4 separate regions of the Homo sapiens genome follow, and all the other regions are linked to region 1. Evidence: chromatin loops called from intact Hi-C (ENCODE). Cell type or tissue: dorsolateral prefrontal cortex. All regions are shown on one strand. Each heading gives the region's core, and the rest is flanking DNA. Links, peaks and the distances in the headings are about the cores only.

The links. Hi-C counts contacts between places; a loop is a spot of excess contacts. Peaks named below come from ENCODE experiments on the same cell type or tissue, not always from the same donor. Only the 100,000 strongest peaks of a DNase experiment are listed, where the experiment ranks them.
Region 2: it touches region 1 in a loop (5-fold over the local background); 89 of 110 quality-filtered maps call a loop at or near these places.
Region 3: a loop joins it to region 1, with 2.1 times the contacts of the local background. A loop is called at or near these places in 5 of 110 quality-filtered maps.
Region 4: it touches region 1 in a loop (2.6-fold over the local background); 22 of 110 quality-filtered maps call a loop at or near these places.

Annotation. Positions count from the first base shown.
Region 1 is chr11:73,401,136-73,408,933 of GRCh38, reverse strand. FAM168A (family with sequence similarity 168 member A) reads left to right here. Exons shown (of 8, transcript NM_015159.3): 7 at 1,291-1,421; 8 at 2,190-7,798. The coding sequence ends at 1,403. Among named protein-coding and RNA genes, the nearest start is that of RELT, 29 kb to the right of the region's middle. In dorsolateral prefrontal cortex, for the core only: a CTCF peak has its summit at 4,698; a DNase peak (open chromatin) is centred at 4,673; H3K27ac peaks cover 2,105 bases.
Region 2 is chr11:73,658,132-73,665,929 of GRCh38, reverse strand. PLEKHB1 (pleckstrin homology domain containing B1) reads right to left here. Exons shown (of 8, transcript NM_021200.3): 7 at 5,078-5,177; 8 at 3,111-4,464. The coding sequence ends at 4,328. Among named protein-coding and RNA genes, the nearest start is that of PLEKHB1, 15 kb to the right of the region's middle. RefSeq lists enhancers at 3,962-4,804, 4,805-5,649 and a silencer at 4,728-4,899. In dorsolateral prefrontal cortex, for the core only: CTCF peaks have their summits at 4,590 and 4,804 (motif pointing right); DNase peaks (open chromatin) are centred at 4,439 and 4,809; H3K4me3 peaks cover 1,042 bases; H3K27ac peaks cover 4,304 bases.
Region 3 is chr11:73,525,678-73,533,475 of GRCh38, reverse strand. All of the region lies in intron 1 of FAM168A (family with sequence similarity 168 member A), which reads left to right. Among named protein-coding and RNA genes, the nearest start is that of FAM168A, 69 kb to the left of the region's middle. In dorsolateral prefrontal cortex, for the core only: a CTCF peak has its summit at 3,080 (motif pointing left); a DNase peak (open chromatin) is centred at 4,317; H3K4me3 peaks cover 1,013 bases; H3K27ac peaks cover 1,641 bases.
Region 4 is chr11:73,621,671-73,629,468 of GRCh38, reverse strand. No RefSeq gene overlaps it. Among named protein-coding and RNA genes, the nearest start is that of PLEKHB1, 21 kb to the left of the region's middle. RefSeq lists enhancers at 2,777-3,291, 3,292-3,808. In dorsolateral prefrontal cortex, for the core only: CTCF peaks have their summits at 3,400 and 3,600 (motif pointing left); a DNase peak (open chromatin) is centred at 3,578; H3K4me3 peaks cover 529 bases; H3K27ac peaks cover 866 bases.

The sequences.
Region 1 (7,798 bases), core at 1,792-6,791:
TCCAGTAACAGCAGGGGCGCCAAAAAAGAAGACACAGGGGCAATGTTCTTTATTAGGCAGGAGCTTAAGGACCTGTGCAATAATTATAATAATTATGAGGGATGACAAAAGCAGAAGTCCCCAAGGACTGTTAGGTTTTTTTTTTTTTTTTTTGAGACAGGGTCTTGCTTTGTCACCCAGGCTGGAGTGCAGTGGCACGATCTTGGCCTACTGCAGTCTTGATCTGCTTGGGCTCAAGTGATCTTCCCACCTCAGCCTCCCAAGTAGCTGGGACCACAGGCATGCGCCACTACACCCAGCTAATTTTTGTGTTTTTTTGTGGAGGCAGGGTTTCACCATGTTGCACAGGCTGGTCTTGAACTCTTGGGCTCAAGGGATCCACCCACCTCAGACTCCCAAATACTGGGGTAACAGATATAAGCCATTATGCCTAGCCTAGAGACCCAACTTTTAAAGAACCAGCTAGGATACCATCTGAGGTAAGAAAGTACAAGGGGTAGAGTGAGCATTTGGATTTTATTCTGTCCCTAACGTAAGGGTATGGTTGAGGCCTCTTACTCCTCAGATCAAGTTGGCAAACTGTTGGATATCTACTCAGTGCCAGCCTTGTTCAGGTCCTGGGAACCCAATATCAATAGATCAGATCAGAACACTGTCCTTAAGGAACACCCAGGTTAGTGTGGGAAACACAGCCACAGACATCACAATTACTACTCAGTATGATTGTGCAATAAGAGAAGCATACAAAGAAAAGTAAAAGGAAGGCCGGGCGTGGTGCCTCATGCCTGTAATCCCAGCATTTTGGGAGGCCGAGGTGGGCGGATCACTTGAGGTCAGGAGTTCGAGACCAGCCTGGCCAACATGGTGAAACCCCATCTCTAGTAAAAATAAAAAATCAGCCGAGTGTGGTGATGGGCACCTGTAATCCCAGCTGCCCAGGAGGCTGACGCGGGAGAATCGCTTGAACTCAGGAGGCAGAGGCTGCAGTGAGCTGAGATCGCGCCATTGCACTCCAGCCTGGGCGACAGAGCGAGACTCCGTCTCAAAGAAAAAAGGAAAAGGAGGACTTAGAATAGTCATTGATTCTGTCCTCAAGCATCAGAAAAAATTCCCCTAAGGAGGTGAAGCCTGGTGAGGTGGAGAAGGGCAGAAAACAGGTCATCAGGAAGGCGAGGGAGATGGGGGATTTGGGCAGAGGGAGCAGCCATGTGAAAGACTGTAGCTTCATCCTCTTCATTCCTGTGTCTGGTGCAGCCTCGTCAGGTTACTCTTCTCTCTCTGGATGCTCAGGTACCCTGCTGACTACACCCCAGCACACGGCGATTGGGGCACACCCTGTCTCCATGCCAACATATAGGGCCCAAGGAACCCCTGCGTACAGCTACGTGCCCCCACACTGGTAAAGCCTGCAGCCCATCCAAGTGAGTGTGGCCAGGGTGAGAGAAGTGGGAGGGGGATACATACAGGAACTGCCTCAAAGTCCCTGGTTTGGGTCTGGAGCACAGGTGTCAGCTAGGGCAGGTAACAGCTGTCAAGTTACCAGTTGCTTTCCTGCTCCAAGGTCCATAATATCACTCTTAATAATAGCTATCACTTCTGTTGACTGCTTGTTGAAATCTAAATAATAACAGAAATAATAATAGCTATCCCTTTGCTTATGTTATCTCATAATCCTTATAGTTGCTCTGTGAAATAAGGATCATTAGCTCTATTTTACAGATAAATATGTAGTTAAATATCACTTAGCCAGTAAAAATTAAGCTAGGGCTTAAACTTCAGTTCTCTAGTACTAAATTCTGTGCCATTTACCTTATGGTCTTCGGACTTCTTTTAACTATGGGCCCCATTCTTCAAATGAACTCTTGCCCAGATCATATGTTAAGAGCTTTGGTTGGAGCTATTTGGAGGCTTTGGGCTGACCCAGACCTCTGGCTTCCTTGGTCCCCTCAGCAGCTCCTGAGGCAGTGACAGTGAACCATAGGGCTCCAGGGATGTCACTTTGAAATCCTCTGGCCCCCCACATCATCTGGCCTCCCCCATCTCCTCCAGGGCTCTTGGCACCAGAGCACAACAACTTCCACAGGCGGGAGGCAGGCAGCTTCACTAGGAAGGCACAGCGGGCTCCCGAGTTGAGGGGAGAAGCCTCCTGAATATCACTGACACTGTTTCTTTCCCCTTTCCCTCTGCAGATCTGGAGTCACACATTGTATGCAACTACTCAAGTCTTACACCGGTGCTGGAGCAGTTCCCTAGCAGCACCACCTCTATTTGCAAGAAGAGACAACGGAAGTGCAAGGGTCACTTTATGCATCTTTAATGGTTTTGATTTTTATTTTTGGTTTTTGTAAAAGCTGCTTTTTCTAATCTCCTGCCTCTCCCCAACTGTCCCCCTCTTAGCCCCTGCCCTTCCAGCTCTATCCCCTTCCTCCTACCTGACCAGGCCATGTCCTCTCTGCTCTTCCCTAAGTGTCCTGTCCCTGGGGATCCCAGTCTAGAGGCAAGCAGAGAGTAGGGTTTATTGCAGTGGTTCATCTGAAGGCTGGATTCCATTTGAAGAGCATAAACAGATGTGGTCCAGGGTAGGAACTCAGAGCTGTTGAGCAGGCTACATCTCTAGGGGAGTGTTCTGGTTGTTTTTTCTTAAGCAAGATTAGTTCAGGACATTCCCATGTCCCAGACACAAATGAAATGTCTCCTGAGAACCATTGCAACAGACCAAGAACAAAACCACCTGAGTATGTAGGCGTGTTATTAGCAGCTTAATACCCCAGGCTGAGAACCTGGGGAAAAAAGTCTTTAGAATTTGGGGGAGGGTGGGGGGAGGGAGGGCATTGTGGGGAAGGAGAGGGAAGAAGGGAGGAGCGGTGCTTGCCTCATGGCTTTGGTTTGAAAGGTCTCTGGCCAAAGCATCTGGCCCTGGACCTTCTGATTTGCACAGTGATGTTAACTGACCTGGCACTTCCTCAAAAGGTGATTTTGTCCTTAGACCTGCCAAGCGGCTGCAGGGTGGTAGGATCCCAGCATCCCGAGGCCTTGGAAGGCCGGATGCCCTGTGTCATCCAGACTTCAGCCTCTGAGCTGTCATGGACCCACTCTGATGAGGAGCTTCCTCCTGATTGGAGTGGGAACCTAGGGCATTTCTCTCCCTTTTCTTTTGCCCTTCCCAGTGCCAGGACTCACCTGTCTGACCATAGAGCTTGCAGGCAGGCCAAGCTCTTGGTTACCTGTGCCATTCATGGCCCAAGTGAAGGAACCACATTCCAGGTGGGTGCTGGCAGCTCTGAAGGTGAGGATAGTGAAGGAAAAGCAATAGCAATAAACATTTCATAGACTCATGGAACTGAAGGGACCTTAGCAATCATCTCATCCATTTCCCTATTTGGCAGATGAGGAAACTGAGGCCCAGAGAAGCGGAAAGGACTTCCCTAGACCTTACAGTAAATTAGCATTAAATGCAGCCTTCCTACCTAGTGGGCACCTTGCTTACAAAAATTTACCTAGGGACGGATTGGCTTGGTTTTGTAAAAATTAAGTCGGCAGCGCCCATACCTGGTGAGTCTGGAATGGTCTCTGGGCTCCTGTTTCTGCTCTTTTCCTCCACGGACTCCAAAGGCGGGGGTTGAAGACTGGGCAGAGGCTACATGGGGGCGGATGGCAGGAACAGAAATTGCAAATGAAGAAATAGCATTTGGAAATTCTGTGAAGACATCTGGAACTTCCGTCCTGTACCTGACTCCACCTCCAGGAGAAGGAGCAGGTGGACTGGCCGAAAAGGAGAGGCCATGCTTTTAGGACAGTAGCCCCTCATCCCGAGAGGAGAGGAAGAGGAGGAAGACAGTGGGAGTCATCAGGAGAGGAGAATGAGGATGAGGCCCAGGAGACAGGCTCATCTGGGAGAAGAGGGACCCCTGGGACGAGGAGGTCCCTGCTAGTCTCAGCCAGGAGCCTGGATTGCCCAGCAGCAGCCTCCGGCACCCAGCGCTTGGCTGGGCCAGCAGCCCCTCTGGGGGTGGGGCACGAACATTTTATTGTAAAAAATGGGATCATTGACAACATTTGGGACTTTAAAAAACTGCTTTCATTTAAAATTCATGCAAACTTGGACATATCCTTACCCCAACCTCCCATGTCTCCCTAAGGGAGGGAAAAATCAGGAAACCCTTGGGTTGGAAGGAGCTCAGAAGCTGTCTAGCCATTCCCAGGAGGGTAAAGCCCATCAGCCTCCTTGGCCTAGAGCCAGGAGTTTGGGGGCCCACCTTCCTGGGCTTCCAAGGAACTTTAGGACCAGTAAGAAAAAATTCAGCTGTTCTAAATTATCTGTTCTGGGTGCTGATGAGGTTTCACTTTAAAACAATAGAAAGTTTTCCAGTGTTAATTCACTTTTTGCAAATACCTCCTTCCACCCTCTTTGGTTTTGTAAAGGTGGGTGAAGGTTGTTCTAGATTATGTCATACGTGTTTGAAAAATGCCAAAATAATAATAATGATAATAATAATAGAAACCTTTGGATTTGTCAGGTGCATCACAGAGGTCAAAGCACTTCACGGCCTTTCATGTACTCGCCCTGAGAGGGACAGGGTTAGAGTTATTACAGTCAATTGACAAATGAGGAAACAGGTTATGGAAGGGAACAGGCCCACAGTGAGCAGCATGCTGGTATCCGCTAGGCTTCCCAGAACCCTGCTGCCTCCATGTGGGCTGGGGTGGAACCACAGAGAGGAGAAAGGAAGAAGAGGAGACCTAGGAATGACCTTGTAACTTTTGTTCTTTCAACACCAGTAAGTAAAACTAACAGCTGGACCTCACAGTTCACAGAACAGTTGAACATAAATTATCTGGTTTAACCCGATGAAATAGAGGTTATTTCTCCTATTTGATCCATAAGGAAATCAAGGCTTGGAAAAGTCAAGTGACTTGCTAATAAGTGACAGAGCCACTCGAATCCCAGGCTGTCTGCTGTCTCGTTCCCCTCCATCTGATCCCCACACAGGCTCACGTACTGAAGCATCTGTGCTCTGTGCCCTATCTTAGCACCTACTATGTAATTCAAGAGCAAAGGGGGGCCCCAAGGTGAAAATAAGGCACTGAAAGGCTGTGGTCTGGAAGAGCCCAGGTCCAGCACCCCTTTTTCAGTATGAGCCCCAGTTCAGCCGGCCTCAGCCTCTTGCTGTGATGGAGATCCACAAGCCTAGCCAAGCTTGGGGAGTCACTGCAAAAGGACTGAGCCCAGGAGAGCGGGGACAGTCATGTGCCTCTGGTAGGATGGGCACAGTTACTGGTAAGGTCACAGAGATCTAGTGGGAGGTACCATAGGTAGATACCTCCAAAGATTCTAGATGGCACGGTGGTCAAGCTAGACAAAAAGTCAGAGCTGGAAGGGCCGTCTCATTGAAGGCAGGCAAGCAAGAGAGGACAAGGGATGTAGCCGCCTGACAGTGAGCTACAGCACTGGCCCCAGGATGCAAACCCCTCTCTCCTCCTCATGCCACTGCCTCTCCCCAAGTGCAACACCTATGGCCAGGATCAGGGGTACAGATGGCTCGTTACCAGCCAACCCTTTTGAATTCTTCTACTTCTACCTGACCCCCTCTCCTCACTGGCCTGGGGTCAAGAAGTTTGAGTCTGGGAGCTGGATTGCCTGCAAATAGTGAAAGCCTGAAACATAATGGTTTGCCATGTTTTGAAAAAAAATGCATATTTAATTTCTTCCTCATGAGATAGGACAGTTGCTGTTCTTTCTTACCTGGCAATGACCCTAAAATGTATATCCTCTTTCCTGAATATTTAGCAGAGACACACACACCTGTCCAGAGCGTTTTTGGTATGCAAAGTACTTTGACATTGGTTGCCAAAGTCCTCCATTTTATAGATGAAAAAACTAAGGCTCAGGAGGCTTGAGACTTGCTAAAAGGTCACACAGCTTGGAAGTGATTCTTCAAATCCTCTGCTCTTTCTGCTGCCACCTGCTGGGTCTCTTGGCAAGCATGGAGGGAGGGGCTAACTGTACTTTATAGAGCTGGGAAGCCCAGTCTCTGAGCTGAGCAGATTTGTATGAACTGCTTTGGGCCAGGACCTGTAATGAGCCCTGGGGAGGGACCCAGAGGCACATCTAACTGGCAGCACAAGGAGGATGAGAATTTGCAACTAAAGGCCTCACTTGGACAAAACACTTTGGGGTCACAATGCCCAGGACCGAAGACATGTTCAAGGACAGCACGAGGCATCTTTCTATTGGGAGACCCATGTCCTTGGTAAGCCTGCACACCTGGCTTCCTAATCCCTGAGAGCCTGCCCACTGTCCAGATCCAGTGAGTTGGTACAAAACGTACAGACTGAAGTCCCTGGGCTTGCTTTTCCCATGGGTGAGGACCAGAACCAGACTCTGAGCATCCTTACCCCTGGCCACCCGAATTGTTCCAAGTTTGAGGTACCCCGTTCCCAGAGATCTGGGGGTCCTTCTTTGGAGGGCTTGCTTTGTTCTGATGGCCTTCAGAAAGGAATCACATGAAGTATAAAAGGACAGGCCCCTTGGTCACCAAGTTTTGGCTCCTCATACAGATAGGACTCATCCAGGTTCCCAGCGAGGCACTGACTAAGCGAGGCTCAGAGCTTCCATATCAAATTCCTCAGCTTTGTTCTGTGCCCAGAGGGGGTGGGCCCCATTCTGGGCCCTGTGAACTTTGTCTTATATATCACCATCTGTATCAGAATTCCTCCTCAATTGCAGTTAAGTGAAAATACGTGGAAGTCTGCTTTTCCATCCTGTATTCTCCCACATCACTACTGGCTGTGCGGCCCCCGCTGCTTGCCAAGCTTGGGAATCCAGAGAGGGGCAGTAGTAGAGTGGGCCAGTTGGGACCCACCCGCAGAGCTGAAGAAACACGCCAGACTAACTGATGGGATTCCACACCGGAGCCTCTGAGCGCACAGGCAGGCATGCCAAGGGGGCTGCAGGGTTTGTCCTTTACTTATCTGCCCCTTTCCTAGAAAACTCCTCGTTTCTGAAATTAGGCATTATATGGTTCCAGGACCCAGCCTTCAAAATTCCTGGCAGGCCAGCTTCAACATTCCATGGCCAGCCCTGCCTAAGCCAGACTTGGGTCCCAGTCCCTCAGTCTCTCCAGTGGATATCTTCTGTGGTGCATGCTGTTGAGTCCAACCCAAAGGCCAACCGAGGCACACAGGAGTTGGGACTGGCTGCCACAAAGCTAGAAAGGGACAAAACAGCACTTGCTTCCCTATGGCCACATGGATAGTCCCTGGATATCCTTGCTGTGGTAGAGGTCCTCTACCCATTCCAGCCACTGATAGCAGGGGGATTTTCCTTCCTAAGGAGAACAGATGTAACAGCTTTGCAAAGTACCGGCCCATAGGAATCAAATGGGTGAGATCAGCTTTGGGCCTGACCCCAGCAAGACCAGCATCTCCAGACCCCAGCCTTTCTCCTCAGGCCTAAGAGAGTCAGGGAAAGAGAGGAGACTGTCCCAGAGACCTTCTCCTCGGGTCAGCCAGATAGTCTGGATCTATGGTGTGACTCAAGCTCCTCCTTACCCAGGGGGGGTAAGGCCAGGCCTCTAGCTACTTGGAGTTGTCTGTAATAATCTTGAAAGGCCCAAGGGCCTGTCCCCATCCTGACTTAAAGGCATCTGCTTCCCTGTTTCATATCACATGACAGAGAAACCTGTTCTCATGGCATGTAACATCCCTGTGAAGAGAGCGTTGTATATGATTTTGTATTTTTTAATTCATTTTAATCTACAGGTTGGAATCTAATTTTTAAATTTTATTGGAACTCACA
Region 2 (7,798 bases), core at 1,732-6,731, 260 kb before region 1:
CTATCTACAGAATCTCCTCTAGTAGGGGCTGATGGAGGCAGGTGGTCTCAGGAATGGATGTGGAGTTGAGCACCCCCAGTGAGCTGGCTATGAGTGGCCAGGCAGTACCTGGGCTGCTCAGACAGTTTGCAGAGATGGTTTTGTCTGGGTTGAGACCATGTTGTCTATGAGAATGAATGTCTGTTTTTGTGTGTGTGAGATCGAACTTCCAGGTTCAACCATGTCCTTCCTTTGCTTCAAATTTTTTGGAGGCATTCCATGGCCTGGAAGTTAGTATATAGTTCAAGCTCCTTCCCTGGCATCCAAGGCCCCTGACGGTTTGACCTTGCTGACCCCCGTTTCCACCCATCACACTGCAGATCCAGCCTCACCCAGAGAACTCTCGGCACTGAGTGCTGCTTTAGTTCTTGTTTCCTCTTCATCTAAGTTAGCAACTCCCACAAGACGATAGTTGGAAGAGCATTTGTCTTTACATCTAGCTTAAGACACTTCCACCCATACCTGAGTTAAGGGCTGCTTTCTCTGTGACCCTACAGCCTCAGGGCTACCAGTTCCCACAGCCCATGTTGTCATAGTCTGTGCCCATGTCTGGGATAGACAGACAGACACACACACACGCACGCACGCACATGCACAAACTCCTTGAATGTAGGGCCCAAATCTCATTCATCTTCCAGTACCCAGCTCTCAGCCCTGTCTGCCAACAAAACTTCTCAGGAAAGCATTTGCTAAAGGAAAAGAGAAGAGATATTTGTGTTATACAGTTGACCTCCTCTCTGGGAATTACTTTCCTGCCAGGTAATGAGCCACACAGGATTTATAGTGCAGAAGCAGTGTGGTGTGGTAGACAAGGTCAAGTGACCTGCATTTGAATCCAGATTCTGACACAGCATGCATGACTTGGACAATCTACTTTCCTTCTCTGCATCTGTTTCTTTGTAGGTAAAATAAGAATAGTAACACCAGGCCCATGGGGTTGTTGCAAAGACCTATGAGATAAAGCAGGGGAAGCTTTGGGCAATGAATGGCAATGTCCCCAGCTCTGTCTGATCTCAAATGCCCTGCCCAGCCAGCTCCCTGATCCTTGTTTAACCCACATTCTTGGGAAAGGACTCTAGATAGCTTGGGCTCTTCCTACATATTGATCTCTAAAAGTCCTGAGACTGTGCCGGAGAGTAAGAGGAAAGGTCATTCCCAGAGCCAAACTCAGAGATGTCCCTGCAGGAGCATGCAGGACACCCTCTAATGAGATGGCGTAATGGGGATGCCACTAAAGGACTGACAGGGTAACTGGGTCCATCTGGGAGAAAATTAAGGCTGAGGCTGGGCTGAAGGTAGTGAGTTATCTCAATTGACTGTTCATAGTCAGTTACAGATCAAACTCTGTTCTCTCTCCCCACTTCTCACTGCTGCAAAGGAAGGGAAGGAAAGGAAAGGGAAGGGGAAGGGGAGGGGGAGGGGGGAGTGGGGGAGGGGAAGGGAAGGAAATGGAAGGGGAAGGGAGGGGGAGGGGGGGAGGGGAAGGGAAGGGAAGGGAGGGGGAAGGGAGGGGAAGGGAGGGGAGGGGAGGAGGAAAGACAAAAATAGAAAAAATTAAGGCTGTGAGGAGGAGAAAGGAGGGGAGCAAAACAAAAGAAAAAATTAAGGCTGAAGTTCCAAAGCATGGACTGGGTCTGATGCACTGCTGGGTCCCCTGAACACAGTACAGGCCTTAGGATACCCAGGGTATGTAACCTCTGACTGCACAAATGCTAACAGACCTTGGTTTTCTCAAGAGGCTCCTCTTGCATCCATGCTTGTCCTTAAGCCGGGGCCACATACTGGACTATGCCCTGTGTTCAGTAGCCTGGCCCAAGAGGTTCCTTATAGTTTGACCTCATCCACCACCTCTCACCATGCGACCTGCTATAGCATGAGACTGGTTCCTGAACTTCAGGGTGCTCTCAAGCCTCTAATGCCTTTGCTCATACCATTTCTTCCATCTGTTCTCTGTGTGGAAAGCTCTCCCAACTTTTTCAGATTGGCAAACTCCTACTCATTTTTCAAGGTTCAAAATAAATTTCCACTTCCTGTCCCAAAGCTTTCCCTAGTTCCCTTGGCAGAGTTGCATGCCTCCTCTTCAGAGCTCCAACTGCACCACGTTCCTCTGTAACTTCATTCAATCATTGCTGTTTTTATACATGTCTCACCTCTAAGTTGGTGTCTCTGGAACTGTGGCTGAGGTGAATACCTGATATTTTTGCCAACCAGCTTTCATCTATTCATCCTACTTCTGGGAACAGTGCCCTGAATTTCCTCTGGGACACCATCCCACCCCTGCTGTAAGCCCTGTTATTTTAGACCATCCGTTTCCAGACCACTGGGGTTGATGCAGGGATGGCCACAGGACCCAATTTAGACTGATGTCTACCAGGCCCAGGACTTTCAGTCATACTGTTAGAGGAAGAGAAATTCTCTTGGTTGGACTTGAACTCAGGAGGGCATTAGCCTGGAGCTGCTGAACATCACTGCAGCTTCCAAATGAGCCAGCCCTGCAGGTGTAAAGATGGAAACAAAGCAAAGTCTAAGTGACACTCTTTGAGCCCCTGGATCACACAGCTCTTGGACTTCTCAGTTATGTGGCTTAACCTTTTCCCTTTGGCTTAAATCAGTTTGAACAGGGAGTTTCTATCTGACAGCCCCAAGAAGCCTGATGCAGGATGATGGTGTTTCCTTTCCTGACCACCTGGTTTTCTATGAGAACAATTCATTGATTCAACTCTAGAAGGATGGGAACCTACTGGAAAAGACTCCAACATGAACAGGATTCTCAGAAAGCAGGCAGGACCTGGCTTGGATCATCCATCAGCTCAGACAACAGAGACTCCAAGGCAGTCCCTCCTCTTGAGCCCTCAGGAATGGTCAACTTCAACCAGCTACCTTAAGTGTAGGGAAAACAAAATCCAGAAAGGTTAAGTGACTTGCCCCAAATGACTCAGCTAATATGCTGTCACCAGTTCCAACTGATCTCAGAATCCACACTCTTTTTCACTAGACCAGTGAAGGCACTAGTAGCTGCTGGATCATGGAGAGGGAAACAGGGCCTTCTGGGGGAACAAAGCAAGCCACAGTTACTGCTAGAGCCAACCAAATCTTTATTAGTCTCGGCAGCAGAACTAATGGAGCCCCCATTTACAGGGGAGCTTTAGTGGGCTAGTCTGGCTACCAGGCAGGGATGTTAGCATTTCTATTGGTGATTGGGATAGAAAGGGGGAAGAGACTGGAAGGGAACCAAAGGGGGAGACTGGTGGACCACCTGAGGGCAGGCACAGATGGGGCTTCCTGGGCTGGTGTAGAGGTGGATCAGGCCCCAGAGGAGAACACTGCCATCTTATTCAGAATGAAGGATGAGACAAAGCCTGAGAGGGTGACAGTCACAGCTACAAAGAGAGGGCCGAGCTCCTGGTGTGAGAGGCATTTCTGGACGGAGGCAGCTTTCTAGGGCTGGAAGTCTCAAATAGAACTCACCTGTTCCCCAACCAGGGGTCCCCAGGTTCAGCTCAATTGTTATCATGGGTACCAGCCAGGAAGCTGTTTGTGGGAAGGATGGGACTTGACTCAGGAGTGTTTTAGGTATGGACATGTGTCAGTATTCACAAAACAGGCAATATATTCATTATAGATGCAATCATGAAACTTCCCTCCAGAGAAGGCTCACATCTCCCCTTTCACCTAGGAAGCTCCTTAGCTTGAAGGCCCACCACGGTCTGATCCCAGCCTCCACCCCAGCCCAAATGAACTCCCATTTAATTCCTTGGACATGCCATGACGTTCACGGCTCTGCATACTTGCCAATAACTGTTCTTCCAGCCTACCTGTCTTGCTCCCTGCCCCACCTGTCCTTGTCAAAGGACTGATAACTCTTCAGCTTTGTCAAGTCCTTGTTTACTCCTGTTCTCCCCACCAGGACTCGAGCTCCCTAAGGAGAGAGCAGAGAGCCCGATTCATGTTGTGTCTACAGCGCCTGGGGAACTCGAAGCCAAATGAAGTCGTATTTGCTGTGCCCTGTTGTGTTTAGAGGAAATGTATCCATAAATGTCTATAACAGATTTTGGGGGTGTCTAGTGGTAGATGTGAAGACTTCAAGCGATGTTTGTACCTGTGATGATAGCTTCTTCCCATGTGGGGATTAAGGGTAGGGAGTGGGGGGAATGGTCCAAACCCGGAAGGAGCTAATGGAGAGGATAGGGCCAAAGTGGGACAGGGCTTGGATGGTAGAGGATGGGGTCCAGGAGGAAGAGGAGTCTAGCAATCCAAGCGCAGGGGTCAGTGCTCCGAGTCCCAGGGCTCAGAACCAGCAGGGCGACCACATGAGCGAGCCCAGCGCCGCCCCAGTGGCGGCTCCCGCAAGCATGCCCATGGCCAGAGGGGCGCCGGCGCTGTAGCAGGGATCCTCCCGCACTATCACGTGCGTCACGCCAGGGCCTGCAGAGGGAGACAGCCCATGAGGATCAGCGACTTAGGAGGGAGTAGAGTGATCTTCGTACCCTTCCTGCATCACTCCAGCCCAACCCAGTGTAAGGCGCCGAACCCACTCTCCTGCTCCCCAGTCAAAGAACAGATCTAGACGCGGGAAGAGCTCCACCCTACGGCTCCCAGGCCTTGGATCGGCTACGGATGTCCCGGAACCTACGGGTCCGCTACGGCAGGCTAGGGCGGAGCAGCGAGGAAACCCTGAGATCGCTAAGCACAACCACCAGGCGCCTAACGATGGGCATTCCCAACCGCCAGGCCCCAGAGCGGGGAGGAGGCAGCATTCCCGCAGTAGCCACCAGGGGCCGCTACCGGCTCAGGAATGGGTATTGCCGACCGCAGGGCTGAGGAGCCATCCCAGAAGGGTGAGGTCAGCTCGAGACGAACGCTGGTTCCAGAGCTCTCCCAGTCTCAGGATGGAGAGGGGCTTGCGGAGAGTTCTGCCTGGGAAAATCCGTGCACGCTAAAAGGATGAAGCCTGGTCCGGACTTACGGACCGTGGGCTGGGCCTGGCGCTGAATCGGTGCTGGATCGAGGCAAGCCCCGGGGCACGCTGGAGACTTACCTGCGTAGGGCGGTCCGTAGTAGCTGCGGACATACGTGGCCTCGTGTGCATTGGGGGGCACCACCTCGTAGTAGTCTTGGTACGGGCTGTAGACGCGCACCTGGGGAATCCAACCATGTCAGGTGCCCAGGAACTCCCTGGCCCGGATTTGGTCCCCTACCCCCACGCCTGGCACAGGCCTCTCTGGGATCCATGGAGCCACCTCCCCAAGTTTAGAAATGGGCCTCCAGCCACTAGCAAGCTCTTGGAGAAAGGCCCTGCCCTCCCCACAAGGTCCACGGTCCTCTAAAACTTCTGCCCTACATCCAGCTCCCAGTGACACCCATTCTCCAACTCTGGCCTCCCACCTAGCTCAAAAAATTCTCTATGGCTCCCAATTTCTCCTTATAGGTAGTCTAATATTTGCTAGCAGCTCTACAATAATGCCACTTGAAAGACCCAGCTCTACTAGTCACAAGGAGGGGAACATGGCCAAGCCCCAGGCCCAGGAAATAAACAGGGGTTGGGGAGGAAGGAAGGGAAAGGAAGGATAGGGATGAGAAGTAACTAAAATACAGTTATGCGTCTTTTAAACAACAGGGATACAGTCTGAGAAATGCGTCCTTAGGCAATTTTAGTTATGTGAATATCATAGAGTGTACTTACAAACAAACCTAGGTGGCACACACCTAGAGTATATGGTATATCCTATTGCTCCAAGCCAACAAACCTGTTCAGCAGGCTACTGCCCTGAATACTGTAGGCAATTGTAACACAATGGTATTTGTTATCTAACTAATCATATATAAATGTAGAAAATGTAATGCATTGCCCTACGACATTATCATGGCTACAACATCACTAGGTGATAGGAAATTTTCAGCTCCATTATAATCTTATGGAACCACCTTTGTATATGTGGTCCATCATTGACCCAAAATTGTTAGGCTGCACTAGGCTGTAACGATTATTGAGCACCTACTATGTACCAGGTCCTGAAGGAAGTGATCACGTGTGTTACACCACCTCTAATCCTTAAAGCAGGTATTAGCTCCACATGACCATAGGGTTGGGGACTGAGGCTCAGAGAATGGTCAGTGTTCTCTCTGGAATGCATTCCCTGCCCTCCCCTCTCTCCCATTAGATTTCTGCCAACCCTTCAAAGCCTAGCTCAACGGTCACCCACTCCACTCCAGGAAGCTCTCCTGGTCTCAGGAAGAATTTTTTTTTTCCCTGAATTCTGTGGATCTTGCTTGTGCCTCTTGTTGCTATCCTTTCTCCTGGCCTTTCTTGCAGCCCAAATGTGAGCTGCTTGTAGACAAGGACTCTGATTTGTTTGTGTCACCAGCAGGGCCAAGTGCATACCAGGAACCAAGAACTATGTGCTGAATTAAATGGAAACTCCAAACCCCTCATTTTACCCATGGGGGAGCAGACCTGGAGAGGGGTCAGGATCCCCTTCTCTTCTGGATCTTTCCTCTTAGCCCCATTCCACCCTGTATCTCTCTCTAACTGGGATTCACACCTGAACAGTCCAGCTCCCCTTAGAAGTCCAGGTGTCTCAAACTCCACTCATCTCAAGATGATTGCAACATTTCTCCATCTGCTAAAACTGTTGCTTTTCCCATAAATCTTTTTTTTTTTTTTGAGACAGAGTTTCATTCTTGTTGTCCAGGCTGGAGTGCAATGGCATGGTATCAGCTCACTGCAACCTCCGCCTCCCGGGTTCAAGCGATTCTCCTGCCTCAGCCTCCCAGGTAACTGAGATTACAGGTTCCTGCCACCACGCCTGGCTAATTTTTCTGTATTTTTAGTAGAGACAGGGTTTCACCATGTTCGCCAGGCTGGTCTTGAACTCCTGACCTCAGGTGATCTGCCCGCCTTGGCCTCCCAAAGTACCCAGCCCCATAAATGCTTCTCTCAGTACATGCCATCACCATGCACTCAAATCAAGAAAGGCTAGGCACAGCGGCTTATGCCTGTAATCCCAGCACTTTGGGAGGCTGAGGCGGGAGGATTGCTTGAATGCAGGAGTTCAAGACCAGTCTGGGCAACATGGCAAGAACCTGTCTCTACAAAAAATTAAAAAATTAGCTGAGTGTGGTGATGCATGCCCGTGGGCCCAGCTATTTGGGAAACTGAGGCAGAAGGATCACTTGAGCCCAGGAGATCGAGGCTGCAGTGAGCAGTGTTTGCACCACTGCACTCCAGCCTGGGCAACAGAGGGAGATCCTGTCTCAAAAAAAGAAAGAAAGAAAGAAAAAGAAAGAAGGAAAGAAAGCAGGTTGTTGCCCTTGTCTTCACACATCTGCTTTCCACACATCAGCCACCAGGTCTCGTGATTTTATCTTCTAAATGTGTTCTTCTGCCCATTCTTTTGGCCAATTCCAAGATAATAGGCCACTGGTTTTAGCAACTTGGAAGTTGTGAGTGACCTTGAAAAAACTTTTCAGAGGAGTTGCTGAGTAGGAAAAGCCAAGCTATGGAGGGTTGAAGAAAGGCTGAGAGGTGAAGGATGCAATCCCCATGTCATGACATCTCTTTCAAGAAGTTTGGTGGTAAGGGGAAGGTCTCCAAGCACACCTTGTGATTTCAAATCTCCATGCCATTTTCCTTTGCTAGGGATATGCTTCTCACCTCATTCAACCTGTCTTTCAGACTCAACTCAAGCATCACTCTCCCTGAACCTCAGGTTCTGTTGGGGTCCCATCTGGACACTCACAGCCCTTGGATGTCCCTGCA
Region 3 (7,798 bases), core at 1,199-6,198, 130 kb before region 1:
CAAATTACGGTTTATTAGATGTGTTTTCAAAGGAAGAGTAAGGCCCTAGGGACTCTACTAGTAGTAAAGTGTGAAGAATTAAAGACAGTTATTTTGGCTTTAGAGAGACCTTTTTTGCTTGCTTCCTAGTTCTCTGTGTGTTCCAGAAAGACAAGGTAATTGGGTTGCTGAATTCCACGTAAGTGACATATTATAATGAAACTTCATGATTTCTCAAATAAATTGCTTTCATCTATATTATCTCATTTTTTAAAGCTTCATAATGATTCTATAAGGTAAGTAGGGCAGGTGGGATTATCCCCATTTTATAGATTGGACAATCTGAAGTTCAGAGAATTAAATGCCTTGCTCTATCACATAATTGAGTGGTAAGCTGGGACTAATCTCAGGTTGTCTGATTCGAACCTTACTGCTCTGTCGTTTCTCTGTTCTAGCCTTTGTATATGGACTTCTACAGAGAAGGTCAAATTCTTAAGGTCAGAGAGCAATGCAGTAAGGAATACTTCTCATTTGATCCTGTAGTAGCCTGGTGGGACAGGTAGCATTTTTCCTCTTTCCCAGCTGAAAATTGAAGTTCAGAGAGATTAAATGACTTGTCCAAGTTCACCTGAAAAAATAAGGCATGACAGTGTCTGGGACTCATTCTCTTCTTTTGACTCCAACTCCTGCTCTCTGATTGCGGTGCATGATGCATCCGCCCTAAGTCAGAATGAGCTGCCAAAAGAAAAAATATGCCACCAACATTGAAATTTAGATAGCAATGGTTTGAACTGTAGTAAACAACCAAGTCCTCTTCTCTGGGAAGGTTTCAGCTGATTGGAATTCTCAGTCTATTTTCCAATTTATGTAGAGGAGGAGGATAAAGAACTGTTGTGTTTGGACTTGCAAAAAACTGATTCCTTTAGTGGAAGCTCTAAAGATATACAGTTGCATTGCTGGTTTGGCACAAAGAAATACTTAAGCTCTCAAGTACAAATATTTACTGAATTTCTAGTACAGCCTAATGTTCTAGACCCCAGGAAGGATTTGTCATGAATTGGGAAATCTTAGGGCTCCAGGATCCATTCATTCTTAGGCTTAAAGGCTGAGTTTATCCAGGCAATTCAGTAGAGCAATTTTATATACATTACTCCTGCGGTGTACTAGGAATAATAACAGGCACTGGGCAGGGGTGGGGTAGGTATATGTCCTGATAAGAATCTCATGGTTTGTTTGGAAAGAGACACACAAATAATTACATTACAGCATAATAAGTTATAATGAGAGATGTATAAAGAGCACTAAACAGATAATCATTAATTTTGCCCAGATCAAGGGTGCAGGGAATGACTGGAGAAAAGTTTACAGTGAAAGTAATACTTGGGGCCAGGCATGGTGGCTCATGCCTGTGATCTAAACACTTTGGGAGGCCAAGGAGGGTAGACTGCTTGAGTCCAGGAGCTTGAGACCAGCCTGGGCAACATGGTGAAAATCTTTCTCTACCAAAAAAAAAAAAAAAAAAAAATTAGCCAGGCATGATGGTGTGCGCCTGTGGTTCCAGCTACCTGGGAGGGTGAGGTGGGAGGATCACTTAAACCTGGGAGGTTGAGGCTGCAGTGAGCTGTGATCACACCACTGCACTCCAGCCTGGGTGACAGAGGGAGACCCTGTCTCAAAAAAAAAAAAAAAAAAAAGTGATACTTGGTCTGTGCTTTGCAGGATGGGTCAGCTCTTTAGACAGAAGGGGAATGAAAGGCATTGTGGGCAGAGAAAACAGTATATGCAAAATCACAGAAATATGAAAGAGCTTGTTGTTTTAAGAGAAGCAGTGAGAAGCTTGATTCAGTTAGAATTGGAGAGTAAGGTAACCTAGGTCTCCTCTCTGGTCTGGGGCTCTCAAGATCTCTTCCTGTTACTCTGTACCAGTGTCTGCTCATTATAGGTATATTCTTACTCATGTGCAAGTGCTCTCTGAAACAGGCTGCATCTCCTCTGCAGTCTTGCCAGGCTTTCTTCAGAGCTTAGTTAGCATAATTATATTCTCCTCTCAAAAGCCTTCCAGGATGTTGTCGTTCATCTGATATCTATTGCTCTTTGTGAGCCAGTGCAGTTCATCTCCTAAGTTAATACTGATGAGTGTTCATCCATAATTTGTTTCTGTATTGCTTTCTACTTTAGGATTTGCCATTAGTGATATTTCTGGTTATGCCCAGAGTTGAGGCTTCTTGTTTGGTTACTTGCATTTCTTAAGCCTTGGCTACAGGTTTATTTTGAAGTTGTTTAACCCTCTGTTCAACTCAGGTATCTTTCAGATTGGGGAGTAAAGTGTAGTGAAATGAGACTCTCTAGGAAGCCTTCTCCCACTCTCCCAGAGTTAGTAATTCCTATTCTGTTTGTCTTAGTGCTTGTCATCCTCCATTAGAACTCCTTCTGGTTTCAGTGTCTGTCTCCTCTACTAGATAGTAGGTTCCCCTGATGGGAGGGATTTGTTAGTTCATCTCGTTTTTTTCAACAGCCAACATAGAGCCCAGATGCAGAATAGGTGTTTGCTACATGTTTATTGTTTATTGAGAGTTGGGAACAGGACTACAAATCCCAGGTTTACCACTGTGTGACTTTGGGCAGGTCACTCCAATCTTTGGAGCTCCAGTTTATCTGTAAAATATGGGGGCTGCACTCTATGACCAGGATCATAACATTTATCCTACTTAGTCAGGATCCAGTTGAGGAGACAGAAATGCCATCAATAATTTAAATAGATAAAATTTAATATTAAGAATTGTTTAGGTAAAAGGTTTTTAACTACTTAAAAGAGATAAAAGAGAATTCTAAGGTATAATAGAGATAGTAACTGCAGAAAAAGATTGCTGTACCTAAGGCTGAGGGAAAAGTGAAAAAGGAAGGAACTTAGAGCTCCACAAGGCTGAGATTCAGACCTCAGAGGAGAGTATGGCTGCTGTGGCAGTATGCTGCTTGTTGCTGTGGTGAAGAAGAAACTGGCTGGAGGGCACTCACCTCAGAACCTGGAGAGTCGCTGCTTTGAAATGTACCAAGATTCCCCTGCACACTGATCTACTTGCTACTTTGTGAAAAACTGAGCATTGCAACTGGCTTTGTATTCTCCTTCCAGCACCCTCTATCGGCAGAACCTAATAGCCACTCGCTCCACTGGGAAAGGAGAAATGTAGTCAGCCTAGGTTAGTCTCGTATCACAGAGCAAGGCAATGAAGAATTGGTTTGGAACTGTAAGGCAATAATTTAACTTCTGTATTATAATTGTCTGTTTTTGATATGTCTTCCTTATTGCACCATGAACTTGGTAGTGTCTGGAACAGTCTGATTTGTCTCCATATCTGCATTGTCCCAGAAGTGACTTTGGCACTAAAAAGTTGATCATTAATTACTGTTTGGGCCAGGTGTGGTGGCTCATGCCTGTAATCCTGGCACTTTGGGAGGCTGAGGTGGATGTATCACCTGAGGTCAGGAATTCGATACCAGCCTGACAAACATGGTGAAACCCTGTCTCTACTAAAAATACAAAAATTAGCTGGGTGTGGTGCCGGGCGCCTGTAATCCCAGCTACTCTGGAGACTGAGGCAGAAGAATTGCTTGAACCCAGGAGGTGGAGGTTTCAGTGAGCTGCGATTGCTCTCAGCCTGGTCAACAGAGCAAGACTGCGTCTCCAAAAAAAAAAAAAAAAGAAGAAAAAGTTGTTTGAATGAAGGAATGTCTCTTGAAGATAGGGAAAGTTAGGTGTTTCTCTAGGTTGGCTTAATTCTGATTCTTCTTGGAATGGATTGGGACCACTGGAATAGGCATCCTCCCTAGAAGCTCTGTTCTTAACGTAAGTTAAAGCTTTATTGAATGTCATTTTTCTTGTGCCTGTCATGTGCATAGCTTGTGTTAGATGCTAGAGAGAAGGTAAGGAGAACATTCTATTGTTGATATTAATATACTCTGAGATTAAACATATCCTCTTTCCTAAAGGGTGACCATCTGAAATCTAGGGTAGGTGCTTTGCACATAGTGTACTCCTCAGAAGGGCAAAGAGACAAACATTATCTGTCATTTACAATAGTTTATTTCATTTCTGGAGCCCATTTTTAAAATCCATTTTACAGATGGTGAAACTGAGGCTCAGAAAGGTTGAGAGACTTATGCAAAGTTATACAGAAAGTAAGAGGCAAAGCTAGGACATGAGCCCAGGTTTGGCTGTTCTAAAATTTGAACAGGCAACACCTTCCTTTCTCCCAGCTTATGAAGGCAAGCATAGAGTTTTTGCTAGCTGATAGCAGTAGAAATCTGTGGAAGTGATTTCTCTTCCTAGCTGTTTGGGGGGCTGGGCAAGCAACAACAATGCACAATAGCAGCACTTGCAAGCTGCAGTGATAATGTTTGGTAATAATCGACCTTTTAAATAAGCCAGTTAGAGCTTGAGCTTCAGACACCTGATTTGTGAAACAGTTGCTACCTAGCAGCAGGGTACTTTTTTTTTTAAATCCCACACTAGCAGCTCACAAAAGAATGCAGATGTATTCCCTGCAATATTAAGCGTCTCTTTTCTTGCTCTGGCAGGTTTCTTTCCTTTTTTGGGGGCTGAAGTTAGGTAGACCACTTAATTATTATTAGGAAGCAAAATTTATGAGGCTGATGTTGTTGCTCCTGGGCCAACAGACACAAAGACTCTCAGTAAAGTATTTAGGATTGGGAGTCAGTTATGCCTTTCCCAGGTCATCATCCAGGCACAAGTGGGGACCCTGGTCTCATTACTTGCAGGGTCAGAGTGTTACAGGACAGAGGTCCAGGTTCCAGACCCCAAGAGACGGTTCTTGGATCTCACGCAAGAAAGAATTCAGGGCGAGTCCTAAGTGCAAAGTGAAAGCAAGTTTATTAAGGAAGTAAAGTGGTGAAAGGACAGCTACTGCATAGACAGAATAGGACATTCCTGAAAGTAAGAGGAGGAACACATCCACTCTAGGTACAATATTTATATATATGAGGAGATGTGTTCTGCTACAAGGGTTTGTGATAAAGGATTAATTTTCTTAATTACTATATTTTTCACGAATTGATACTATTATCTTTAAAGCAAAATTAGGAATGCTACTTTGTTTTCCGGATATTGGGATATCTGTACACTCCCAAGTGTGGGTCTGTTTAGTAAACATTATTAATTTGTTCCCTTAACCGTAAACATCTGGAGGCTAGGAATGCCTGACTTTCTGAGAATGCAGCCTAGCAAGTCTCAGCCTCATTTTCCTAGCCCTCATTCAAAATGGAGTCGCTCTGGTTCGAACGCCTCTGACAAGAGTATTGCACATGGCCTGGGAGAGATTCTGTTCTAGGAGACAGTTTTCATCAAAAGTATTGGATGAGGCCAGTAATGTCAGGATTTGCTAATCAAATTATTTAGCTGTTTATTTTGTGATTATCCACTGCATGGCTACAGAGACTGGCTGACATGAAGGTGTGCTCTCATGATGAGAGTGAGAAGTCCTTGGATCAATGTCATCTTTCCTTAGTTTCTTTTGGTACTATCATTATTGAGGGAATCTTAGGATAGTCACCTTCCTCTTTGGTTTTCCTGGCTGTGAACACTGCTGCCTAACTGCTTTTCAGAAGTGATGACATTTATTCTTTGGTAGGAGCTGAAAGAGCCTGTATGTGTCACTTATTTTTAACTGCATACTCTATATAAGTTGAAGTCTTTTTTTTTTCGTTTTGTCATTTAGCATAGAACAGGAAAGGTGGTGTAGTGGTATTAGTATGAGCTTTTCTAGAACCCACCTGGGCAAAACCCCCTTCTGCTACTTAATAACTTAATAGTTATTTATCCCTTCTGAGCCTCAGTTTTCTCATTAAAATGAGAATAATGATAATAATGACAATAGCAATCCATGGTTTTGCATGTCTGTTAATTTCCATGAACTTCAATTTATCTGTAAAATGGATGTGATAATTCCTCAACAATAGGTTTGGTTTGAGAAATAAATTGGCTAATTTAAATGGAAATGTCTACTGGCATGTTTGGTACATAGACTTTGCATATGCTAGTGCTCAATAAGTGATTATGACCCATTGTTTTTAGAAGACCTAAAGAAAGAGATCATTAAAGGTAGTTATTTCCTGTGGGATGGGTCAGGGCTTAATACATACTCATTGATTAATTCTTTCAGTGGGGTGCTCTTGTCATTTCCTTTAGGGGCAGTTTTATGTGGTCTGCTGGTATTCATGTATCTAGATGGAACCATGGAGTCGTTTCCCCATGAGTTTCCTTCCAAACTTTTAGTCCTATTTCTGCTGTTAGTGGATGAGAAAGGCTGAGTTGCAGTTCAAAACCTCCAATACTTTGTATTTCTGGGTCTGGTCAGTACACAAGATTAAGGAGTGTTTGTTATGGTCCTTTAAGGAGGTGTGATCATGCTGTTAGTTTTGCTATTTCTTTATACCAAACCACAAAGGAGGGCTGGCCAGTAAAAAATATTTGTGGGCCAGAAGCTAGATGTCCCCGCAAAGCTAACCTGTGATCTACTTAGTCTTTTCAAGCCAGAGACTCTGGCAAGTTTGAATTCCAACTGTTTCAGTTTGTTTCATTTCTCTCCGTTTTTTTTTTTTTTTTTTTTTTTTTGAGATGGAGTCTTGCTCTGTCGCTAGGCTGGAGTGCAGTGGAGAGATCTTCAAAAGCCAAAACACAGAGATTAGAGGATTTGTTTAAAGTCATATGGTGAACCTAGCTTTCTTCCTTTTAACTTTCTTCCTGTAGTTCTTTGGGGAAATTAGTTGTTTATTTCACAAGATGTTTAGCCAACAATAAGCGATTTGTTTTCAAGAATATTCACCGGTTTTCCTTCTCATAAATGCTGCAAGATTATATTGAGCTATGATGTTTTCAAAGTCCTTTCATGGCCAGTGTTGCATTTTTTCTTCATAATACTTCTATAAGATAAGCAAGTTAGCTACTCTTAATGATTTTTGTTATTGTTTTTAGCTGATGAGGAAACTGAGGCCCAGAGAAGAGGTGACTTAATTCAGAGACACCTATCGAGTCAAAGGCAGGGTTAGAATTAGAACTCAGGCACAAGAAAGCCCTTTTATTTTTAGGTTTCTGATTTTCACTAGGAACATCGTCACACCTTGCACACCCTGCCAACATTAGATATTATCACTCTATAATTTTTGCCAACCCATTGAAAGAAAAATATCTCATTGTTTTAATTTTTATCTCCCTAGTTACTAGTGAAGTTAATTTTTTAAATATTTATTGGCCATTTATAGTTCTGTGAATTTTGTGTCATTTATTATACATTTTATACTGGGTTCTTCATCTCTCATCACTTTTGTGGAGACTCTTTGTATGTTAAGAGTATTAATTCTTTTGATATACATGGTGCAAATATTTTTGATTTTTATTTATGAAACTTTGTGCATCCCTAGAGCACCAAAGAAAATAGTCCTTTATACTAGGCTAACTGTTCAAAAAAACAGCATACTACTACCCCTGTTAACACTACCAGTTAAAATTTATTTTCTGAGTTTTCCAAGAAACTTTCATATTCTTTATGTCTTTTGTCCTTTCAAGAACTTCATGAGGGGGCTTGCAATTAAAATAAGGTAATTTGAACATGTACATCTTATATCTTTTCAAAAACATTGAAATGGAACAGAACTGGTATTTCGCAAGGGCTAAGAAGATAGGAGAGGAGATAATAGTAAATGAGAGGGAACAAGATTTTGGAAGATGGAAAAGAGGTGCAGGTTGTGAACAATTTAGCAAGTTGCAGAAAGCAGAAAACTTAGGCTGCAGAGGAATGTCAGTATC
Region 4 (7,798 bases), core at 1,028-6,027, 220 kb before region 1:
AGGCTGTACCTTCGTGAATAAAAAAGGGGAGAGTGTCCTGGCGCGGTGGCTCACACCTGTAATCCCAGAACTTTGGGATGTGGGGGTCCATCCTGCAGACCCTAACCCAATGATGAATGAGTAACATACACTGACACAGATATTATGCTTGTCAGTCCGGCTGAGAGTCTGGGCCGCTTACAGACTCCCAGGAGAGTGCTGTAAAGAGTTGCAACTGCGGCCCCTACTCGTTGGCCCTCCCAGCATTTATTCAGCACACATTAAATGACAAAAGTCTCAAGTAAACACCACTAGAAGGTAATTACCATTGCTGACCCCCAGAGTAGACAGCAATCATGGACCCGTGGATGGTCAAAGGTTAGTCTTAGGACCACATGAGTAAACAAGCTATTTAAATAGACTCCTCTACATTCCTATGTTAATTACCCTTGCTATAGCTCAAAGAGGATTAGGCTGCCTTCAGCCATAACTCTATCCTGAGGCTTTTGCAAAAACCTTCTGGCCTTCCAAGGTTTGTGTTTATTTTACAATTTTTCCCACCATCCTGATTGAACCCCTACACTGGGAGGCCGAGGCGGGCTGATCACAAGGTCAAGAGATCGAGACCATCCTGGCCAACATGGTGAAACCCCGTCTCTACTAAAAATACAAAAATTAGCTGGGCGTGGTGGCGTGTGCCTGCAGTTCCAGCTACCTGGGAGGCTGAGAGGCAGGAGAATTGCTTGAACCCGGGAGGCGGAGGTTGCAGTGATCTGAGATCATGCCACTGCACTCCAGCCTGGCAACAGAGCGAGAGTCCATCTCAAAAAGAAAGGGGGAGAGTGGAATGAGATTGTTCAGAGAGGAAAACATGAGCAAACACATATTGAATGCATGGAAGGGCTTGGAGAGTTTTCAGCAAAGAAATAACATGATGTGATTTCTGTTTTTAAGCTCCCTTTACCTGCTGTGTGAGAATGGCTTTAAGTGCAACCACAGTGGAAGCAGGAAGACTAGGAGGCAGGCAGGAGATGGATGTGACTTGGAAGGGGGGTGGTGGCAACAGAGATGGTGAGAAATAGATGGATTTTGCATGCATTTTGGAGATTTTGCTAACTTGCTGATGGATTGGGTGTAGATCTTGAGGGAAAAGGAGAATTTAGGAAAGACACTCAGGTTTCTGGCTTGAAGTGGAGTCATTTGTCTGTGAATATTTAAATATGTACAAAATATTTATAGAAGGACACCTAAGAAACTCCATGGGAGGCATAGTAGATTGCAAAAGATAGACACAAAATCCCTCTATGAGCAGAGTTTTGTAATATGACTTTGCTGCTTTTCTCTTCAGGGGTGGAGTCTATATTATTCCTCATCCTCAAATTTGGCTGACCAGGTGACTTACTTTGACCAACAGAAGGCAAGTGAAGGGAGATGTCAGAGTTCTGAGCCTAGGTCTGAAGAGGCCCTGCAACTTCCACCCTTTTTTTCTTGCTGCCTTGAGACTGCCACATACAGAAGTCCAGGCTACCCGCCTTAGGATGAGAGACCACAGGGAGAGAGGGGCCTAGCAGCCAGCCAGCGTGAACAGTGTGAACAGTCACGCTAGTGAGTGAGGCCATCGTAGGTGTATCCCCACCAATCTATCAGAGGACTGAAGCAGCATGATTCACCCCAGGCAAGACAAGCAGAAGCACCACTCTGCTGAGCCCAGCCCAAATTACTGACCCACAGAATCCTGAGCAAAAAAAAAGGCTGTTAAAAAAATTTTTTTTAGCTGGGCATGGTGGCTCACGCCTGTAATCCCAGCATTTTGGGAAGCCAAGGCAGGAATATCATTGAGGTCAGGAGTTTGAGACCAGCCTGTCCAACATGGTGAAACCCCATCTCTACTAAATATATAAAAATTAGCTGGGCGTGGTGGTGGATGCCTGTAATCCCACCTACTTGGGAGGCTGAGGCAGGAGAATTGATTGAACCCGGGAGGCAGAGGTTGCAGGGAGCCAAGATCGCGCCACTGCACTCCAGCCTGGACGACAGAGTGAGACTCCATCTCAAAAGAAAAAAAAAATGTTTTTTAAAAGGTTGTTGCTTTAGGCCACTATGCTTTTATGTTTTGGGTTGGTTTAATACACAGTAATAGATAACTATTATGGGACGGAACTGAATGGTTTCAATGGTTGGAGAATATGAATGGGAAAGAGGAGTTTTTTTTTTTTTTCTGAGACAGGGTCTCGCTCAGTCACCCAGCCTGGAGTGGAGTGGTGGGATCATAGCTCACTGTAGCCATGATATCCCAGGCTCACGCGATCCTGCCACCTCAGCCTCCTGAGTAGCTGAGACTACAGGTGTGTGCCACCATGCCTGGCTAATTTTGTTTATTTTAGTAGAGATGAGGTCTTGCTGTGTTGTCCAGGGTGGTCTCATACTCCTGAGCTCTAGTGATTCTCCCGCCTTAGCCTCCCCAAAGTGCTGAGATTATAGGCATGAATCACTCTGCCTGACCAGGAGAGAGATTTTAATTCACCCTTTTGTATCATTTGAATTTTAAACCTTGTGAATGTATTAACTATTTATTCTCCTCAAAAAAGTATGCTACATTCAGTGCGTAAAATACATCTCTATTTTGAACATAAAGAGTGCAATTTTTAAGTGATCCATCATTACCATTGACTTTTTTTTTTTTTTTTTTTTTGAGATGGAGTCTTGCTCTGCCGCCCAGACCGTAGTGCAGTGGCACGATCTGGCTCACTGCAACCTCTGCCTCCCGGATTTAAGTGATTCTCCTGCCTCAGCCTCCCCAGTAGCTGGGATTATAGGGATATGCCTCCACCACTCTCGGCTAATTTTTGTAGTTTTAGTAGAAACGGGGTTTTGCCATGTTGGCCAAGCTGGTCTTGAACTCCTTATCTCAGGTGATCAGCCTCCCAAAGTGCTAGGATTACATGCGTGAGCCACCGCGCCTGGCCAATGCCATTTTATATAAGGGATTTGAGCATCTGTAGATTTTGGTGTCCATGGGGGTCCTGGAACCCACCGCTAACCCCACTGTATATATTTACATACAGTAAATGTATTTGCAGTTATTGTTTTTAATTTAAATATACTGTTGTATTAACAGAAAAGTATTCATTTCGTCCCCACTAAGTACATTTGAACGAGTATTTAAAGAATGTTATTTTATTTCACTTATTTATTTTTTTGAGATGGGGGACTCACTGTTACCACAGCTGGAGTGCAGTGGCGCGATCACAGCTCACTGCAGCCTCGAGCTCAAGGAATCCTCCCGCCTCAGCTTCCCGAGTAGCTGGGACCGCCGGCGCACGCCACGACGCCCAGCTAATTTTTAAATTTTTTTGTCTCACTGCATTGCCCAGGCTCAAACTCCAGAACTCAAGCTACCCCCCGACTTCAGCCTCCCAAAGTGCTGGGATGACAGACGTGAGCCACCACGCCTGGCCAAGAATGTTATTTTAATGGTACATCAAGTTATTTGTCTTCACCAGGGCACCCCCAGATCTCCATCTGGCTCTTCTGCTTTAATAGGATAAAAATATCTAGCTATTCCTGGTTGAAGCCAAACCCCTGCCGCAGGCGAGAGGCATTACTTCCCCCTTGTGGCCATATTTGGTTGCTGCACTCAAGCCAGGCACCCAGCAGGTAGGACTTTACAATGCGTTAGCCAAGGTGAAGAACTAGATAAACTAGGCTCCTTCTGGGCTGGCATTTTATTTTATTTTATTATTTTTTTTGAGATGGAGTCTCACTCTGTCGCCCAGGCTGGAGCGCAATGGCACGGTCTCAGCTTACTGCAACCTCTGCCTCCCAGGTTCAAGCGATTCTCCTGCCTCAGCCTCCCAAGTAGCTGGGACTATAGGGGTCTGTGACCACTCCTGGCTAATTTTTGTATTTTTAGTAGAGACAGGGTTTCACTATGTTGGCCAGGCTGGTCTCAAACTCCTGTCTTCATGATCCGCCTGCCTCAGCCTCCCAAAGTGCTGGGATTACAGGTGTGAGCCACTGTGCCCGGCCCTGGGCTGGCATTTTAGAGCAGCTCTTCAGACCAAGTAATCTGACAGTCCCCAGCCTGGCTAGAACTTATAAAGTCACCCCTGTGCCTGGTAGATGATTTCCACCAACAGCCTGTCCTTCATGGAGAGGAGATGGGTTTGGATGGGGAGTGGGGAGGGGCAGCTGAAGGTTCCCTCCAACAACCAGCTATTACAGATTGTGGCTTTGGCATTCTCAAAACTCAGTGTTTGGGAGGACCTTGGGCCTGCCCATATGGCTGAAGTCTTGAAGTCCAGATTCTCCAGAGCCTCTCCTTCCTCTCAGGTACTGTTGGAGAAGGTGTCATATGTGGGTTTTCAATAAAAACTAGGGGACAAGGTTGGGCGCGATGGCTCACACCTGTAATCCCAGCTCTTTGGGAGACCAAGGTGGGCGGATCATAAGATCAGGAGATCGAGACCATTCAGGCCATCATGGTGAAAGCCTGTCTCTACTAAAATACAAAAAAAATTAGCAGGGCATGGTGGCACGTGCCTGTAGTCCCAGCTACTCGGGAGGCTGAGGCAGGAGAACTGCTTGAACTCGGGAGGTGGAGGTTGCAGTGAGACGAGATCATGCCACTGCACTCCTGCCTGGCAACAGAGTGAGACTCCGTCTCAAAAAACACAAAAAGGAAGGGGCATGGCCACAGGTACCGTGGAGATCACGGGCTGTGACCCACCAGTGTGAGGAAGCACAGAGAGGAAGACAGGAGCAAACACATATTGACTGCAATGGAAAGCCTTGGAGAGTTTGACATGATGTGACTCATGTTGTTCCTCTCCTCTCCTCTCTTCTCCTCTCCTCTCCTCTCCTCTCCTCTAAAGTCTCCTCTTCTCTCCTCTCCTCTCCTCTCCTCTCCTGTCCTCTCCTCTCCTCTCCCCTCCCCTCCTCTCCCCTCCTCCCCTCCTCCCTCCCTCCCTTTCTCTCTCTCTCTCTGTTTTTCTTTCTTTCCTTTCTCTTTTCTTTTTTTTTTTTTTTTCAGGGTCTTACTCTGTCACCTAGGCTGGAGTACAGTGGTGCAATCATAGCTCACTGCAATCTTGAACTCCTGGGCTCAAGCGATCTTCCTCCTCATCCTCCCAAAGTGCTGGGATTACAGGCGTGAGCCACCATGCCTAGCCTGAATCATGTTATTAAAAGCTCATTCTTTGGGGAGGTGGGAGGGACTGCTAATTTCTTGAGATGAGCCATGGTGGATGAAGGGCCACAGAAAGTGGACCCTTGGGGAGGACTCCTGAGTAGATGGCACTGCTGGAGCTACAGACCCTGCCCCTCCCCTGCCTATCACACTGCATGCATGCAAGCATCCTGAGGAGCATATCTGGTTGAGAGGACAGAGCCAGTTGCAATCAGCAGATATTGACATTGGTCAGTTCGAGTTTGTTTCTATTCTGCTGTCTCTATCCCAAGGTTTCTTCTTTGTATAGCACTTTGTCATGCAAAGAGGTTATATATCTGCACCACTAGCTCTGCTCAGTGGTGCAGATATAAAATAGGATCTAATAGGGAGAAATGAGCAAGCAGAGAAGTAGGGCACAAGCAATCCCTGGAACGCTCATTACCCCACTTTCCGTAATGCTGAAATGGGGAAGGAACATATTTTGCTGACATGAATGATAGAAAAAGGAACTTATAAATAGGATCAGCAGAGGGGAGGGAACAGCTGTGTGACTGTGTAACTTTAGAAGCTCCCTTGTAGAAGAGTGACCTTGTTAGAAAGGGGAGCCCCTGGAACCCAGTGGCTGATAACAGCAGCCAGTTCTTCCATTGGGCTAATTCAGACTTGCCGAACTAGAAGTCTGGGGAGGTGAAACTGACTTCTAAGGACATCCAGATGTATCTCTTCTCACATGTAAAAAAAAATGTGTCAAGTAGCACATTTTTGGCTGTAACTGACTCTTTCTAACCAAAAGTGACTGGAGCCATTGAAGTTTTGTACCTTGCTTAACAAGAAGTTAGCAGAATAGTCCTTGGATTGACTCAGTGGCTCAACCTGTCATCGAGGGCCTGGCCATCTCTCCCCTCAGCCACTCACTGTGGCAACATCTTCCCTGAAGGTTGCAAGATGACGGCTGCAGATCCAAATATCATATCATGACCTGACAACACCCGAAACCTAGATGGGAATATCAGAAGAGCTTCCTGCCTTGTCTCTCCTGTTTTTGTCTTTTTCTTTTTTTTTTCTCAAGTAAGAAAATCTTTCTTAAAATCCTGCCCCTCAGCAGACTTGCCCTTTCATTTCATTGGTCAGAACTGGGACCCAAAGACACCACTTAACAAACGACAGAGGAAGGAGACTACTACCAGGGCTGGATTAGACCAATCATGACTCATGCTGTCAACAGGGAAGAAAGAAAATGCCTGTTGGGAAGTGACCAATAGTGTCCATCATAATATTTTTTGTCCTTTTCTCTGATTACAGAAGTCATGTATGTTCATTATAGAATATTTGGGAAGCCCAGAAAAAGGTGAAGAAGAAAATAAAATCCCCTCAGATTCTACCACCTGGATCCAACTATTGTCTTACCCACTTTGCACTGGTTTTATCCATCTTTGTACTCTAGCCCTTCCATCCTTGTTCTGCACCAGCCCTTGAAATCTGCCCACCTGTCTCAAACCACCTTCCATTCAGCACCGGGTCCCAAACTTCTCCTTCTTTTTTTTTTTTAAGCAGAGTCTCACTCGTTGCCCAGGCTGGAGTGCAATGGCGTGATCTTGGCTCACTGCAATCTCTGCCTCCCAGGTTCAAGCAATTCTCCTGCCTCAGCCTCCAGAGTAGCTGGGATTACGGGGCATGAGCCACCACGCCCAGCTAATTTTTGTATTTTTAGTAGAGACAGGGTTTCACCATGTTGGCCAGCTGGTCTCAAACTCCTGGCCTCAAGAGATCCGCCCACCTCAGCCTCCCAAAGTGCTGGGATTACAGGCATGAGCCACCGTGCCTGGACTTCTCCCTCGTTCTTTTTTTATTATTTTGAAAAAATTACTAAATAACAGAGTATGTATAATTGGGAGGCTGAGGCAAGAAGACAGTGTGAGCCCAGGAGTTTGAAGCTGCAGTGAGCTGTGATTGTGCCACTGCACTCCAGCCTGGGTGATAAAGCAAGACCTTTTTTCTAAAAAAATAAAAAATAACAGTGTATGTAAAATAGATGTCTAAAGTTTAAAGAATAATGATGTATGTAATGAACACTTATGAACTCACTACTCAGCTTGAAAAACAGAGAATTACTAATACTCTGAAGCCCTGTGTGCCCTCCCCAGTGACATCCTCTCTTTCTTTTCCTGAATTTCCTATTGCTGATATTAGTCAGTTGCCACAAAAATGCCATGTGTTGCCTCAAAACTCAGTGAGGGCTGGGTGTGGGTATGGTGGCTCACACCTGTAATCCCAGAATTTTGGGAGGCCGCGGCGGGCAGATCACTTGAGGTCAGGAGTTTGAGACCAGCCTGGCCAACATGGTGAAACCCCCATCTCTACCAAAAAAAATTTCAAAAATTAGCTGGGCATGGTGGTGTGTGTCTATAATTCCATCTACTTGGGAGGCTGAGGTGGGAGAATCGCTTGAACCTGGGAGGTGGAGGTTGCAGTGAGCGGAGATCGCGCCACTGCACTCCAGCCTGGGTGACAGAGTGAGACCCTGTCTCCAAAAAACAAAAACAAAAAAACTCAATGAGCGTTTACTTTACTCTCAGAACGGCTTCAGAGTGGATTTGTTTTCTCTGAGTTACTTTCTCCTCTCTTCTCCTTACTGTCTCTCTTTTCTTC